3 separate regions of the Homo sapiens genome follow, and all the other regions are linked to region 3. A link is a loop called in an ENCODE intact Hi-C map of the cell type or tissue named here. Cell type or tissue: heart right ventricle. All regions are shown on one strand.

Region 1 (5,000 bases), 1.3 Mb after region 3:
GCTTGAGGCCATGAGGTCAAGACCTGCCTAGGCAACAAAGTGAAACCTCGTCTTTACAGGGGAAAGAAAAAGTTAGACGGGCATGGTGGCACATGCCTGTAGTCCCAGCTACTCAGGAGGCTGAGATGGGAAGATCGCTTGAGCCCAGGAGTTTGAGGCTACGGTGAGCTATGATGCATACCAGCCTGGGCAACAGAATGAGACCTGTCTCAGTCAATCAATCAATGAGTGAGAGAGAGCAGAAGACAGAAGGACTGTAAATCTGTGGAGTCCCTATTGATCCTTCCAAGTGGATTAGCATCACCTTCCTGGTATTGTGCCACAAGTAGGCACAAGGTGCTCAGCTTCATCTTTTAGGGAAACAATTTGTATATAAGCTTTGCTATGATTAATACTGGCAGGAGGGATGGAAAACGTGCAGCATTTAGGGGAAAATGAGTTAGTGTGTATACTACAGGACATGCTGCTAGTTCCCCCACACCCCATGTGAAAAACTAATTGAAACACTTGATGTTATTGTAGCAGAAGGTCAAACTTCTTTACCATCAAAATGAGAACTTGGTATGAAAATATACAGAGTTTAAGGACCAATTTTACATGAAAGCTGCGGACAGGCATTGAAAAATCCTACTTAACATAATTTGTTTAATTTGTCCGATCTTTATTTTAGGCAATAAATGGCTGGAGAACCTGAAGCCACAGGTCCTCTATACTAGCTTCATTTCTTTTCAAAAAATCACCTCCGTCATCAAAGAAAATCAACCACTCCGAAGTGCTATTCTTCTTTATCCCTGTTAGTTTTGCTTTTATAAATCATTTATGATAATGGAGTTACAGTTTAATTTAGTAATTAGTTTGCAAAGGAAAAACATTCAGCTTGCATATGGAAAGGATGAGGAAAACATCAAAGAAAATTTGTTTTTCATAATCATTTTAGTGTAACAGATGTAAATACCTACTTAAGAATGGAACTGGATTTCTGGGATAGTTCTAACTGCCTTCATGCTTATCTCACCCCTGATACAACCAGTTTCTTGGACTTTCTGGGGGAAATTTATGTGAGGTCAATGATTCGTACTTGTTCAAAGGTTACTCTGCTGCGTAATTCAGCTGTCAGCAGAAGTTTGTCTTGCCTGGCCCAAGATTTTGTGGAAATCTGAAGGAAAAAAACAACAACACACACTACAAGGTTTTATTACACAGTGAACTGACAGATCCCTGCAGGCTATGTCAGCAGAAGCATGGGGCAAGAGTTCTTGCTGCTGGTCTGAACTTTGCACTTCCAGCAGGTTGGGTTGCAAAGCCAGCCCTGGGATAGCACAGGGGGAGGCAACTTAGCAGCATTGGAGGGAGGTAGGGGTGGTTTTATCCTACAGCAATGACTGATCACCTAAGTTTGATGGTGTTATCTCTGAAGCCTTATCTCCTTCTCTAGTTACAGTCCATTAAGAGTCTCAAGACTTAGAGCCTATTTTTAACTGCAGGTCCTGCTTAACCATAATTGAACATGTGATTTGTTCAGTTCAGAAGCCCTTCCCCCTCCCAACGTCTTCAAATGCCTGCATATTCCTATATATCTGAATCATGGAAAGCAAAGAGCAAAATATCCATGTATTTTGGATATTTTGCCATTTGTTAGTGCTCTGGTGTTTTTTAAGAGCTGTTGTTGTTGTTTGACAACAATGTATCTCTAACTGGAATGCCATGAATTAGCTGAGTACTATGTGCCCTTTACAGCATGAGAGCATTAACACGGTTAAAACATTTTTAGAAGTATCCAGAGAAGATTTTATCTTCCATGCCTTTTACACCTCCGCCCCAACTGAAATTTAATGTTTGCATTGGAATTCAGGGCCTTCTAGCTCTTGACTCTGCAGCGGCAGCTTGGTAACTACTTCTTCTCTGTAGTAAATGTTAATGGTACTCTGTATTCATTTTAATGGTTTTAATGATTAGAAAGAACATTGGTTTTGTTGGTACTGTAGATTTTAAGGATATATTTTTAAAACGAAAGGATGAGTGCCTTTTTTGGTTTTGATTGTAATTGTAATGTTTTTTTCTTCCCTTTGCTTTTTTAAATCTCTCCCAATCTTGGACAAGGGGCTCCACCTAGTGTAAGTTTTAGGTTAAAAAATAATATGGATGTAAGTAGTATAGAAGGGGCAAAAATTAGTTGAATATACTCTTTTTTTATGATGAGACTGTAAAGCAAAAGACTGATATTTTATAAAGTGCTTTTATGGTTCAGATCATTCATGTGATTTATACAGACATTCCTTCTGATTCTCTCATTTCTCCACAGATTCTTATTTTTATCTACTTTTTAAAAAGGCAAAATTACATCTCTTATGTGTCCAAATATAATTTTAGGTTGTAAACATTACCTTTGCCTGTGGTGAATGAATTTAGATCCAATTTTCTAGCAGTATGACAAGAGAAGAATCTTAAATGAGACAGTTTGCCATGCCTCAACCCTTGGTAAACTTAAGAAAGTTACTGCCTGAAATTTTTTTCTTTCTTTTTGTAAACAGGTGCTTAAATTTTAGATCAATGATTTTATTTAATAATTTTAAGAACATCATCTAACTACATTTTGAAAGTTTTTATATTGAATCCAGCCTTAAGATTCAGAATTGTTTACTTAGCAGCCACTAAGTGGAGTGTACTACAGTTGATGGTACAACTTTTTACAGCTTTGAAAATATCACTGTATCACGGTATTCAATTTTTAAATATGTTTTTCTTATAGAGGAGAGTTTCTGGTGCTTATATCTGTTGCCCGTGAGTTCCAAGAAGAGAATATAAATACGTCTCTAAAGGACTGTATGAATCCATGCAGTGCTATAAAGAAATACCTGAGACTAGGTAATTTGTAAAGAAAGGGATTTAATTGGCTCATCATTCTGCAGGCTGTACAGGAAGCATAGTGGCTTCTGCTAGGCTTCTGGGAGCCTCAGAAAACTTACAACCATGGCGGAAGGCAAAGCGGGAGCAGGCACAGTCATATGGCAAAAGCAGGAGCAAGAGATAGAGCAAGGGGGAAGGTGCAACATACTTTCAAACAACCAGCACTTGTGAGAGCTCATTCACTATCACGAGAACAGCACTAAGGGGATGATGTTAACCCTTTCATGAGAAACAAATGCATGATCCAGTCACCTCCTACCAGGCCCCACCTCCAACACTGGGGATTACCATTCGACATGAGATTTGGGTGGGGACACAGATCTAAACCATATCAGGGACTAAATACTGGTCTGAGGTGCCTAAACAGGAAAATGCCCTACCTTGATGATGACATCAACAGCCAAGGGATACAGAGAATTGAGACGTTTCCTTAAGAAATGTGTCCCCTCAAATATTTGGCTTTTCTGATGTGAAGAGTTTGCTCTCACTTTGGCCCATCGCCATTACAATGGGAGTAATATTTCCTGTGTGCCTACCTCAGGACAGGTGTTGGGCATACATGATGTATTTAATTCTCCTAACATTATGTGAATTAGGGACTCCTGAATCTATTTCATAGATTAGGAAACTGACACATGGAAAAATCAAATGATTTATCTAGGTTGTGTCAGAATTTGAACTCAGATCTCTGTTCCATAATACATGTTTGTTTGTTCTCCATAGTACATGTTTGTTCTTCTGCATCGTATTCTGCATGTCAAACTTCCAAAATCCTCATGGCATGAACTCTTCTTTCCTTCTCCAGTTAATCACTGTTCTTATTCAAGATTTAAAATGTGCTAGATTCCAAGGGAGTTGATGCTGTCCGTGTCCTCAAGAAACTTTCAGTTTAACCGAAGAGACTGAGCACAAGTGTATTTTTAATGATCCTATATTCCCTGGTGCATTTAGTTAAGGCCACATACATGGTATACTCCTAGAGAGAATAGCTGCAACAAGGCAGTGATAGTGTTAATTGACAAGGCAGAATTCTAAAGGCAAGGACATCTGCTTTTCTGCCTCTTCTTCTCCAGCAATGAGAGCCTTCCTTCTGGAATGCAGGTGATACAATGAAACCATGGAGTATTATCTAATGTTGAATTCTAATACTGTATTATCTAATATGGAGGTTCTCAGACTTTTGAGGGTTGACACCGTTTTTCACTACTGAGAATCCACAAAGAACTTTTGCTTAGGTAGATTATACCTATTGATATTTACCATTTTGAACATGAAAACTAATAATATTTTAAAATATTTATTAATTCATTTAAAAATAACATTAGTAAACCATTACATGTTAACATAAACGAATGACATACTTTTATGAAAAGTAATTACATTTTCCAAAATAGAACAATTTAATGAGTAGAATGGCATTGTTTTACATTTTTATAAGTCTCTTTAATGTCTGACTTAATAGAAGACAAGTGTATTCTCATCTGCTTCTGCATTCAATCTGTTACGATACACTGTTTTGTAGTATAGTAAGAAAATGCACAGAAAATCCAACTTCACTCAGAAATGTTGCTGGAAAAGGGAAGAGTATCTCAATTAGTCTTTTCGGGCAATTCTTTGACCTTGCTGTTTCAGATAAGGGTTTCAAGGAACCCCCAGGGGTTCCTGGGCCTCAGTTGGAGAACTGCTGGTATAAGTAAGATGAGGCCTACTTTCAAGTCTCAGCTCTTTTATTTCCCAGATCTGAAGCCCTGAGAAGTTACTTCATCTTTGACAGAACTGCTACAGGAATTAGAAACATTGTGCATGCAGGATCTGGGACAGAGAGAGCACTCAAACACGTGGTGGAGATGCCCATGGTGATGAGCTGCTGCTGCTACTGCTGTGGTTTCCATGGCTGGTGCTACTCTCCTGGTCTTGAGTGGTGTGAAGAGCAGCTTCCAGAGTTGGAAAATGAAGTCACACCCCACTTGGGGGTGTCTAGGAGTAAGACTGTGTGGAAGACAGTGATACCATAAATTGACAAGACAGTATCCATCTTTCCTAGGTTATTTGACTTCTGCTGTTCCCTTCCAGAATGAGGCTGATTTGCAGGA
Region 2 (5,000 bases), 1.8 Mb after region 3:
AGAGGAGAGCAACAATTGGTATTTATTTTGAAAACTAGACAATGAGGTAATAACATAACAGCTGGGTAATCTTTAAACCAGGAAAAGAGGTAACAATAAATTAAGCATGGTTATGCTAGAATCATCAAAATACATCCTGCAGGTGCAGTCAAGTTGAAGACACAATCAAGGGGGTCTGTGGAGGTCATGGAGATTTGAGATTTCATTTGTCTTCCACCTTTCTCAATCCTGTGAAGAGGAGCTTGGAGAAAATTTTGAAATGCAAAAGTCAGGTGTCCTTCATTCCTCGTGGCAAATAAATACATGAATTTTTCTAGTGTGAGTGTGCATATTTGGGATCCAAAAGGGGACCTCAGGGATGTTAGGAGTAAGTTGCCACTGTCATTTTTGTTTTTATGACCATTTCTTTTTTAAATAGCTTCCCTATACATTTTATTTTATTTTATTTTATTTTAATTTAATTTTATTTTATTTTATATTAAGACTAAGTATCACTCTTTCACCCAGGCTGGAGTGCAGTGGCACAATCTCAGCTCACTGCAATCTCTGCCTCCCAGGTTCAAGCTATGCTCCTGCCTCAGCCTCCCCAGTAGCTGGGACTGCAGGCACCCACCACCACGCCAGGCTAATTTTTTGTATTTTTAGTAGAGACGGGGTTTCACCGTGTTGGCCAGGATGGTCTCGATCTCCTGACCTCGTGGTCCGCCCGCCTCAGCCTCCCAAAGTGCCAGGATTACAGGCCTGAGTCTCTGTGCTCGGCCACATTTTATCCATTTTTTTTGGATGTATTATATTCCTTTTCCTCAGGGCTTCCAGAGTTTTCATGGCTTTTTATAGATAGAGTAAAAATTTCTGTGTTTAATAACACTCCTTGTGTTATTAGAGGTGTGTTCTTTGTCTTTGGTGCATTGTCAATTAACATTTTACAGTGAGAGAAAATGCCTCTGAGGTTTTATTTCCCTTCTAATTACAGAAATCTTGCAGCTGAGGGAAGACATTCACAGTGGGACTTTTTATGCAGCATTAATCTTGCGTCCAATTTCTCCTGGGTCACTGTGCATGGTAGCGCCTGTTAACCTTAGCGGGAATCAGGTGGGCGCTGCAGAAACTCAGCGAATCTTGGGGTTCGGTGCTACTGGCTGCGGGTTAATGACAAACCCAAGTGACAGGGTCCCTGAAATCCTTGTTTCTGATGTGGTAATTGCCCAGATCTAGGGGTGTTAGGTTCTAGACTTATTGAAAACAGAAGAATAAGTCTGGTGTTTGAATAAATAATTGATCACTTCTCTGTGTTCAGAAAAGTTTTCTAGTGGGTAGAAAGTGTAGGCTCTTTCTAGTCAGAGTAAAAGTTGCTTTCACCATTGTGTCTGTATCAAGCTGAGAACACTCCCAACTGGAGGTAATAAGCCAACAATTTTTATTAGAAAAGTGGTATGTTTCTAAAATGACTAATCATGAAGATCAGAAAAGATGCAAATGCACACGTTTATCAATCCTTTGATTGACCTCAGCAGCACAGCCGGACTGGAGCCTCTAGAGGCCATAAGCAGTCAATGCATTTCTACACCCAACTCCAAGGCATGCAATTTAGGATGATTATTAAATGATAAAATAAGTGTGGGCCAGTCAAAGAGGTTCTGACTTTTTTTCCCCAGAATGGCCATTTTCAACATATATATTTTTAATTTGAATAATCAAATTATTTTAAAATAATTGGGAGAAGAGTGCAAGGATGTATGGCTTTGTCCCAAGATATGTAAGATCTGTGTTTTGGGTAATTGAGTGCTAAGCTAAAAGCCTCTAGGAGAAAGAAACTTATTTTTGTAACAAGCACATGGGTGGAGTTACAGCATGGCAAAATCGGTCCTTGGAAACAATATCAAAATGAAGTGCAATGCTGTCACCTGGTGACCGTGTTCTGAAATGACACAATATCATCCTTGAAGTCTGCTACCCTCCCTTTCCCACTCGCTCCTCCCCAACTTTAGATGATATCATGGAATTTTAGAGATAGAGAAATATGAGAACAAATTTCATTCAGCTTCTCCAGTTTACAGATGAGAAATGGAGACCTTAAGTGATTAAAGCGAAACGGCCCTGGCCTATGCCTAGTTAATGGTGGCATTAGTGGTGAAAGAAGGTACTTGGAGCCAGTCAAGTCAGATTTAAATGGCAGCTCTGCAATTTACTAGCTGTGAGATTATGGGCAAACTGTGGAACCTTGCTGAACCTCAGTTTCCTCACACGTAAAATGAGAATTCCATTAGAATAATGGGTTATTCGGAAGACTGGATGACATAATCTGTGAAATTTGTCTGATAAGTTATTGGTTGTTATTATTGTTGCTATAACTGTTGTTGTTGCTGCTATCATTAGTTTTGTTTACTGGCACCTCTTGGCTTCCAGAGCATCATTTCTATAAATCCAATTGCTTTCAGGGGACACATGTGAGTGGTCATTGCATAGAGGCAGAGAGCCAAACCAGTGGAAGCTTAGCTGGAACACAGAATCTGGCCCAGGCTGAGGGGAGATGACACTTAGGATTTCAGTTAAGACTGTTTTCTCTGGAGGGTCCTGATTAAGCCTCTGGCACACGAGGATGCGGAGAATACACATGAGTTTAAGGTATCTCTGGGTGCTGCTATTCCCTGAGTCTCCTTCAAAGGTACCCCCCAAACTAGGGGGCCATTGCTTCCTGCATGGAGTGAAGAATCCACTAGGCCACAGGGGCCCAGGAATCATAGTTTTTCTGATTTTCACTCCATTAGGCTGGGGCAGGCGCTCCATGGCCTTCAGGGGTTACCCTCATGGCAGTGTTATGTTTTCCTCAGAGTCCTTGGCCCTGTAGCAGGGCTGGCTGTGGGGATAGGGGAGGAAGAGGAGGTGGAGGAGGAAGAGAGAGACAGAGAGAGTCAGGTGAAAGGCAGGAGAAAGTGGTCATTGGTTAAAAGTGCAGGTTCTTGAAATAAATCCTCTATCACATATGGATTGGCTGTGTGGTGATCTGGGCAAGTTACTAACTTCTTTAAGATTTGGTTTCCTCATTTGTAAAATAGGATAAAATTATAATATTGCTTACCTTCTTGGAACGTAAGGAGGAGAAAATGCGATGAGTCCATGTATAGTACATAGAACAGTGCCTTACACACAATACATACTGAAAAAATGTTGGCTCTCAATATATACATGTATGTGTGTGTATGTGTGTGTGTATAATTATATATAAAATAATCACATATACATATATAAAAAACTGAGTGCTGAATCTAGCATTTGTATCAGTCTCTGGGCAGTGCTCAGTATGGCTCTAGTCAAGTAATTATTCGTGATACTCATGAAGCTCACATTGCCCATGACGTATTATCACCTGTGGATGTTCTTGGATGGCTTTATACTCTGCCTGTATTTTCTGAACCAAAAACATTGACACATATATGGGTTCTTTTAGGATAGGATATCTGAAAATGGAACAGCTCTTTAACCCCTGAGATATATGTTACAACTTCATTCTACACTCTTGCACTCAAGTTACTAAAGTGATAAATAAGAACAAAAAGTAAACTAGAAAAATCTCTGTATAACCCTGCAAATCTAAGACTTTCAAAGTCAGGGTAGCAGAGTAATGTTTCTAGAGCATCTCCTCTTTATGGCTTCCCATTCCCAGGCTGTTATGAACTTATTTTCCTCAAACAGCCTTTCATAGAAACAGAAATTCAGAATCTTGTGGAGTTCTCAAACCACCAGAGAAAGATTTAGACCTAAGTTAGAGCAATAAAATATAGTGAAACTTGTTGTGTCCCTTGGGTTCTTGGTTGAATGCAAGATAAGCCAAATATGGTCAATTTAAGCAGGTGAAAAATGTCTTCTTTACATCAACAAAAGGGATGGTGAAGCAGTTCTGAATGGGCAGGCACAAGGGGTCTGGATGGCAGGGGCCTGGAGTCGGGCCAGGGAATCTTTTACTGCCATCTCCAAAGCTGTGTGCGCTCCCAGCCCCACCCCAGTAGACTTTCAGAGATGCCGTGAATTCACACTTTTTATCACCCTCTCCAGAAGCAAGGCCTGGACGAAACCTGTGATTGGACTAGCCTAGCTCACATGCCACCCAATGGCAGGGAAGGAGAAAGTGGTCCTTCTTTGGCAGAGGAAGCCTCTTACCAAGACTCACACAAAGGGGGCTTTCCCTGAAATGTCCAGCAAATCCTGATAAAATCCCCTCCCCTTGTTAAAATAGATTCTAAGAAGTCACGATGTTTGATCATTTTGACAAGTGGTGAGTGAAAATCCACCACTATACCAGAGGAGGGATTGATAACATAGCAAGTGGAGTCTGTTGCTAAGTTACACAGTTGTCACTAATGAACACCAATTTTTTTTTGTTTTATTTTTATTTTAGAGACAGAGTCTTGCTCTGTCACCCAGACTGTAGTGCGTGGTGTGATCCTAGTTCACTGCAGCTTTGACCTCCTGAGGTAAAGTGATCCTCTTGCCTCAGCCTCTTGAGTAGCTGGGTCTGCCAATTTGCCCCACTACGCTGGGCTTATTTTTATTTTTGTAGAGGCAGAGTCTCGCTATGTTGCCCAGACTTGAACCCTAATTTTTATGTTCATGAAAATGAAGACTCTTAGCAGCTTATTTAGAATCAAAATTATTCTAATTGCACTCAACTCACTGTATTTGTCTGAATATATAAAACTTCAATATTTAAAAGTATTTACACACGAGATCTCTCTTTTGCTACTAATTTGTTGAATGATCATTGTGTGAAGGCTCTGTGCTGAGCACTTTACATGTATCATCTCATTTAGTCCTCATCACCTCTTCAGGAGCTAGTTTCTACCCTCATTCTCATCTTTAGAGGTGAAGAAATTGAAGCCTAGAGAACTATAGCTAGTAAGATTGAAGTTAGGGCTTGAACTCAGACTTGTCTGGTCCTAAATAAAGCCCATGTTATTAACTGAGCTATGGTATTTAATTCAGCTCAAATATTTTAATTATTT
Region 3 (5,000 bases):
GTGCATGTGTGTAACATCCTCACCAGTCCCGTGATGTTCTGGGGGGACCTTTTGTTAGAAATGTATTGAATTATTTGATAATTGCTGCATCCTCAGTTGTATGAAAGGGTAGATGACATTTTGACTCAGATATTTGATAACAGATGAATTTTTTTTTGATAAAAGAACACTCTGTAGACAAAGCGAAAAAACAAGCTAATAAATTTTCAGTTTTTGAAAAATTATTGAATTATATTAGAAAAGGACATTTTTATGTCATAGCTGATCTCTGTCCTTGCCTCAAGGATACATCTAATATGACCGACATATATTATAATTGACATAGATATTTTCGCTGTGTAGGAGGAAGGTCCTTACCACACTGAAATGTCTGATAAGAGGCAGCACTAAGAACCATCTTTGTTTTCAGCATTATGTTTACTGGCCTCAAAATTACCATCTCTTTTCAACTCATCCTTATCTCAATTTCATTTCAAAGATTCCAAATACCTGTTGTACTTAAAACAAATTTCCTATTGTATATAGAATGATTATCCAGAGAGCAAGAGAAACTTTGATTTTTACCAACATACAGCAAAGAATGAATGTGAAATAAAGAGAGAAAAATTGGGGATGAAACTATAGAATATGATTCTATCAAATGTTCTACTATATATCAGTGGAGAAACCACTTTTCTGCTTCATTTTCCTAATATGTAAAATGACCAAATTCTATCAGATGATCTCTAAAATTCTGAAATTCTAGAACTATTTAAATTGAATTATTTTCACAAATTTAAAAACGTGAACATGCTAGAAATTTAAACCAGTGATTTCAAATTCCTCCCTGAGGACGCTCATCAGAGTTTTCTTTCCACTTCAGTACACCAGACTAATGTGAGTAGTTGAGGACCAGCAATTATAGAATCTATTTTACAAGTTACATAATGGTCTTATTGACTTATGACATTGTTCTATTTAAGCCTTCATTTTTGCCTCTTCTACTCCTAACACCTTGCCCAATGCCTGACACAGGATAGACAGTCAACATCTCTGGGATGAATGGAGTGAATGAAACTTAAATGTTTAAGAACATACCGCCCGGGCGTGGTGGCTCACACTTGTAATCCCAGCACTTTGGGAGGCTGCGGCAGGAGGATCACTTGAGCCCTGGAGTTGGAGACCAGCCTGAGCAACATGGCAAAACCCTGCCTCTGCAAAAAATGAGCTGGGTGTGGTGGCACATACCTGTAGTCCCAGCTACTTGGAAGGCTGAGATGGGAGAATCACCTGGCCCTGGGAAGTCAACGCTGCAGTGAGTTGTGATCGTGCCACTGCACTCCAGCCTGGGTGACAAAGCAAAACTCTGTCTCTCAAAAAAAAAAAAAAAACAAGATACCAAGATCTCCACTCTTTCTTGTCTTCCTCAGGAGAAGGGCAGTGGGAGCACAGAAAGGCCGTGTGTTTGCAGCATGCTCAGGTGGCTCAGTGAGCTGTCATCTCCACTTTCATTTTCCTATATGAGCCATGTCCTCTGAGCAATAAGAGCCCCAGGACAAGCTGTGAGGTGGACACGACGTACCTGAGCTGCATCTCTGTTGGCATCAGGCAGCGCCATGACCATGAGGTGTAAGGCTTGAAACTGTACTTTGACGTGAGGCCCTCCTAACAAGAAAACAGAAATAGTCATACATTTTAAATAGCCCTGATGCATCCTGACAGCATTTCTTGCTAGCATCTGGTGGCACAGGAGGGCTCCTGACAGCTTTTGGTGGTAAAGACTCAGGTTTTGTGCCCAGCAATGTAAATTTGTTCACTTGGACAGGAGCCTCTGTCCATCAACTCCCTTTTCCCATCCCATGATGCCATTGTTGAGGCAGGTGGCCAACGAGATCCTCAGAATAATTCTGGATTTGGATAGCACTTCCCTTTCAAAGTACTTTCGCAGACCTTCCCTTCCTTTAATACTATAAATAGAAGTGAAGCTCACTCAATACAAGAGAAAATAAACCTTGCTTCCATATAATGAGGCAGAAAAGTATAAGTATTAGGAACACAGATTTAGAACCAGGTTTCAAACCTGGACTACTATTTAGTCGCTGTGTGACCTGGGGCAGGTTATTTAATCCCTGTTGCATCTACTTTATTATCTGTAAAATAGGAATAGTCATTGTATCTACCTCACAGGCTGTTATGAGGATTAAATGAGTTAATACATGTAGAGTGTTTAAATCAGTACCTGTACATAGTTATCTTTCTACATATTTGCTCTTACTTTTATGATCTATGACACTTATTCTAGATCTTCCATGGACACTTAGGGAAGGTGATGACTGTAGTTGGATCTTTGGAGATTGTTGAGTATTTTCTTCCTCAGTAATGACACAAGATGGCGCCAGAGGGTTGGCATTTATACTCAGGGATTCCATCCACAGCTGGATAATCCACGACCAGCTGTGCTGAAAATTTAGAATACACCAGAGAATCTAGGCTTTCCTTTGTCCCTCTGTATTTTCTTCAAAATGGTGTCTTGGTGGGGAGTTCTTGGAGGAAAGCATTATGTTCTGGAATCTCTGGGGAGTTCTCAAGTTGAAGGAAAATCTATTTCTATTCAATGGCTGGAAGGCAGTCAGCTGCTGGTGAAGTTAACTGAGCTGTATAGCAGTGGAAACACTTGTGACAAGCTAGTAGGTTACTGGAGCTGTGCGTGCTAGAGTTCAGGAGTAGATGACAAGTGTATACAACCAAGCAATATGGGGAGAGAGGGAGGATCATATTGTTGAAGAAAAATCCATGTGTAGATTTGTGGATAACTTGTATCAAATTTATAATGACGCAGGTCCAGGATGTTACTGAAAAGAGCAAATACACATTGCTGTGAGCTTGCCTGAATAATAGAAACTTTAAGAGCAAGTCTCAGTGCAAAGCATTTAGGGGCAGACAAGACATAATGTTAGTGCATAAACTGCAGGCTGAGGACTGTCTCTAATCTTCCAACGCAATTAAAAAAAAAAAAAAACAACTCTGGGGAAGAAAAAAACAAGAGATGCAGATGTAGGCTTGGGACCACTGTGTTTCCATTAACTTCAGAGAAATTAAGAAGCTCTTTTAAGTTAAGTTTAATTTGGCAAATAATCCATTTTCATTTTACTTAGGAAACCTGGCCCAACGCTGTTTTGTGATTAATAGTTTTGTAGTTAATTCATTTAATACATCCCCGTCACAAGTATTCTCTTTCCTGAGGTCATTATTTCCCCAGAAAGTTATTAAGCATGTAATGAAAGCATCTGAGGCTTGATTGATGATGATACTAGTCCTTTAATTTTACGGTCAAGTTTGGGGCCAAGTTTGAAAAGAGAAAGTAACGACATTAGTGGAAAAGGCTCTGTGTTCTCTGAGCTCCATTTGAGGGTATTGAGAGGGACAGCTTAAACACACACACACACGCGCTTGTTCACAATCCTCCCCTTCAGAGAATCTTGTTACAACTAGAGCTTACTTAGGTGGCAAAAAGGCCATTATTTCCTGCTGGTAGCAGGCCAGAACTCTGGGTTTCCTGCAGGGTTCGCTGGTATCAAATCAACCACCTGCAATATAGTATTTTTCACTTTCAAAGTCATACGAAGGAATGTGGACTCTTTGTGAACCCTTTCAGGATATTTCTCAGAACCTCTCCCTTCAGTGAAATGTACTGGCTGTAGTCAGATAGGCAGTAATGATGATACAGCATGCAGTAAATGCTACACAGAAGATAATTGGTCTCTGAAAATTACAACGTCACACAGTGTTTCTGAAAATTACGAAGTCATACCGATTAGGTCTTTAGTGAAGTATTTGGGTAAAAGCACAAAAACTATAAAGTATGTTTTGTAACTGACAGTCAGGGAATCATTTGGCATGGTTTGAACACAAGGATTGAATATTTTGGAGGATGAAAATTAATATATTCATATACCCTTCTTAAATATGATTCTCTGAACAGATCTGGAATTAGAGGTTTGAATCCTCCTTGCATAATTCAAACTACCAAAAAACAAAAACAAATGAGTGATCCAGAGATGGAAGGTCCTAATTCTGGTATAAACTTCACCCAAATCTCTGGCTGACCCACAAACCATGCGTGTGTGGGGTAACACGGCGAAGGATTGAACAACTGAACACACAGTTGAGCTCCTGCCCAAAAGACCACTGGCAATTTGAGTCCAGTCAAGCAAACTGCCGGCTTAAAAGAGCAACAATAGTAAAAGAAACCAAACAACATTCTTTGGAGAAATACTTCAGAATCCATAGTCTCCAAAGACTATATTCATAATGTTCAGAATAAGCTTTAAATTTACTTGACATACAAAGTAACAAGGAAAGTGTAACCCATTCTCAAAGAAGACAGAGACCAACCCTGAGATAACCCAGGTGTTAGAACTGCCAACAAGGACTTTTTTTTCTTTTTTGAGACAGAGTCTTGCTCTGTCGCCCAGGCTGGAGTGCAGTGGCACGATCTCGGCTCACTATAAGCTCCACCGCCTGGGTTGACACCATTCTCCTGCCTCAGCATCCAGAGTAGTTGGGTCTACAGGTGCCCGCCACCACGCCTGGCCAATTTTTTGTATTTTTAGTAGAGACGGGGTTTCACCTTGTTAGCCAGGATAGTCTCGATCTCCTGAACTCGTGATCTGCCCACCTCAGCCTCCCAAAGTGCTGGGATTACAGGCGTGAGCCCCCACGCCTGGCCGCCAACAAGGATTTTGAAGCAGCTATTGTACCTGTGCTCAATGATGTGAAGGAAAATATGATTATAATGAATGAAAAGATAGGTCACCTCAACAGAAAAACAGAAAGTATTTTAAAAGCACCAACTGAAAATTCTAGAACTGAAAAAATACAATGTCTGAAACAAAAATGAATGAAGGAAATTAGTAGCTCTTCTCTCTTTTTCAGCAAGTTTTTCTCATTAAAAAAACCCAGTAAGCTTACAAAGAAAATAGATACTGGTCACGGACAGCATGTGAATTAAAGCTTAGAAA

What was found. Hi-C counts contacts between places; a loop is a spot of excess contacts. Peaks named below come from ENCODE experiments on the same cell type or tissue, not always from the same donor. Only the 100,000 strongest peaks of a DNase experiment are listed, where the experiment ranks them.
Region 1: it touches region 3 in a loop (14-fold over the local background); 7 of 110 quality-filtered maps call a loop at or near these places.
Region 2: it touches region 3 in a loop (5-fold over the local background); 9 of 110 quality-filtered maps call a loop at or near these places.

The regions. Positions count from the first base shown.
Region 1 is chr18:5,597,684-5,602,683 of GRCh38, reverse strand. It overlaps a transcript of EPB41L3 not described here. Among named protein-coding and RNA genes, the nearest start is that of EPB41L3, 56 kb to the right of the region's middle. In heart right ventricle, a CTCF peak has its summit at 2,131 (motif pointing left); no DNase peak of the experiment used is centred here; H3K27me3 peaks cover 900 bases.
Region 2 is chr18:5,070,356-5,075,355 of GRCh38, reverse strand. No RefSeq gene overlaps it. Among named protein-coding and RNA genes, the nearest start is that of LINC01892, 8.3 kb to the left of the region's middle. In heart right ventricle, a CTCF peak has its summit at 1,911 (motif pointing left); no DNase peak of the experiment used is centred here; H3K27me3 peaks cover 337 bases.
Region 3 is chr18:6,883,801-6,888,800 of GRCh38, reverse strand. It overlaps ARHGAP28 (Rho GTPase activating protein 28), which reads right to left. Exons shown (of 18, transcript NM_001366230.1): 12 at 1,562-1,644. Among named protein-coding and RNA genes, the nearest start is that of LINC00668, 44 kb to the left of the region's middle. In heart right ventricle, CTCF peaks have their summits at 2,160 and 2,361 (motif pointing right); a DNase peak (open chromatin) is centred at 2,374.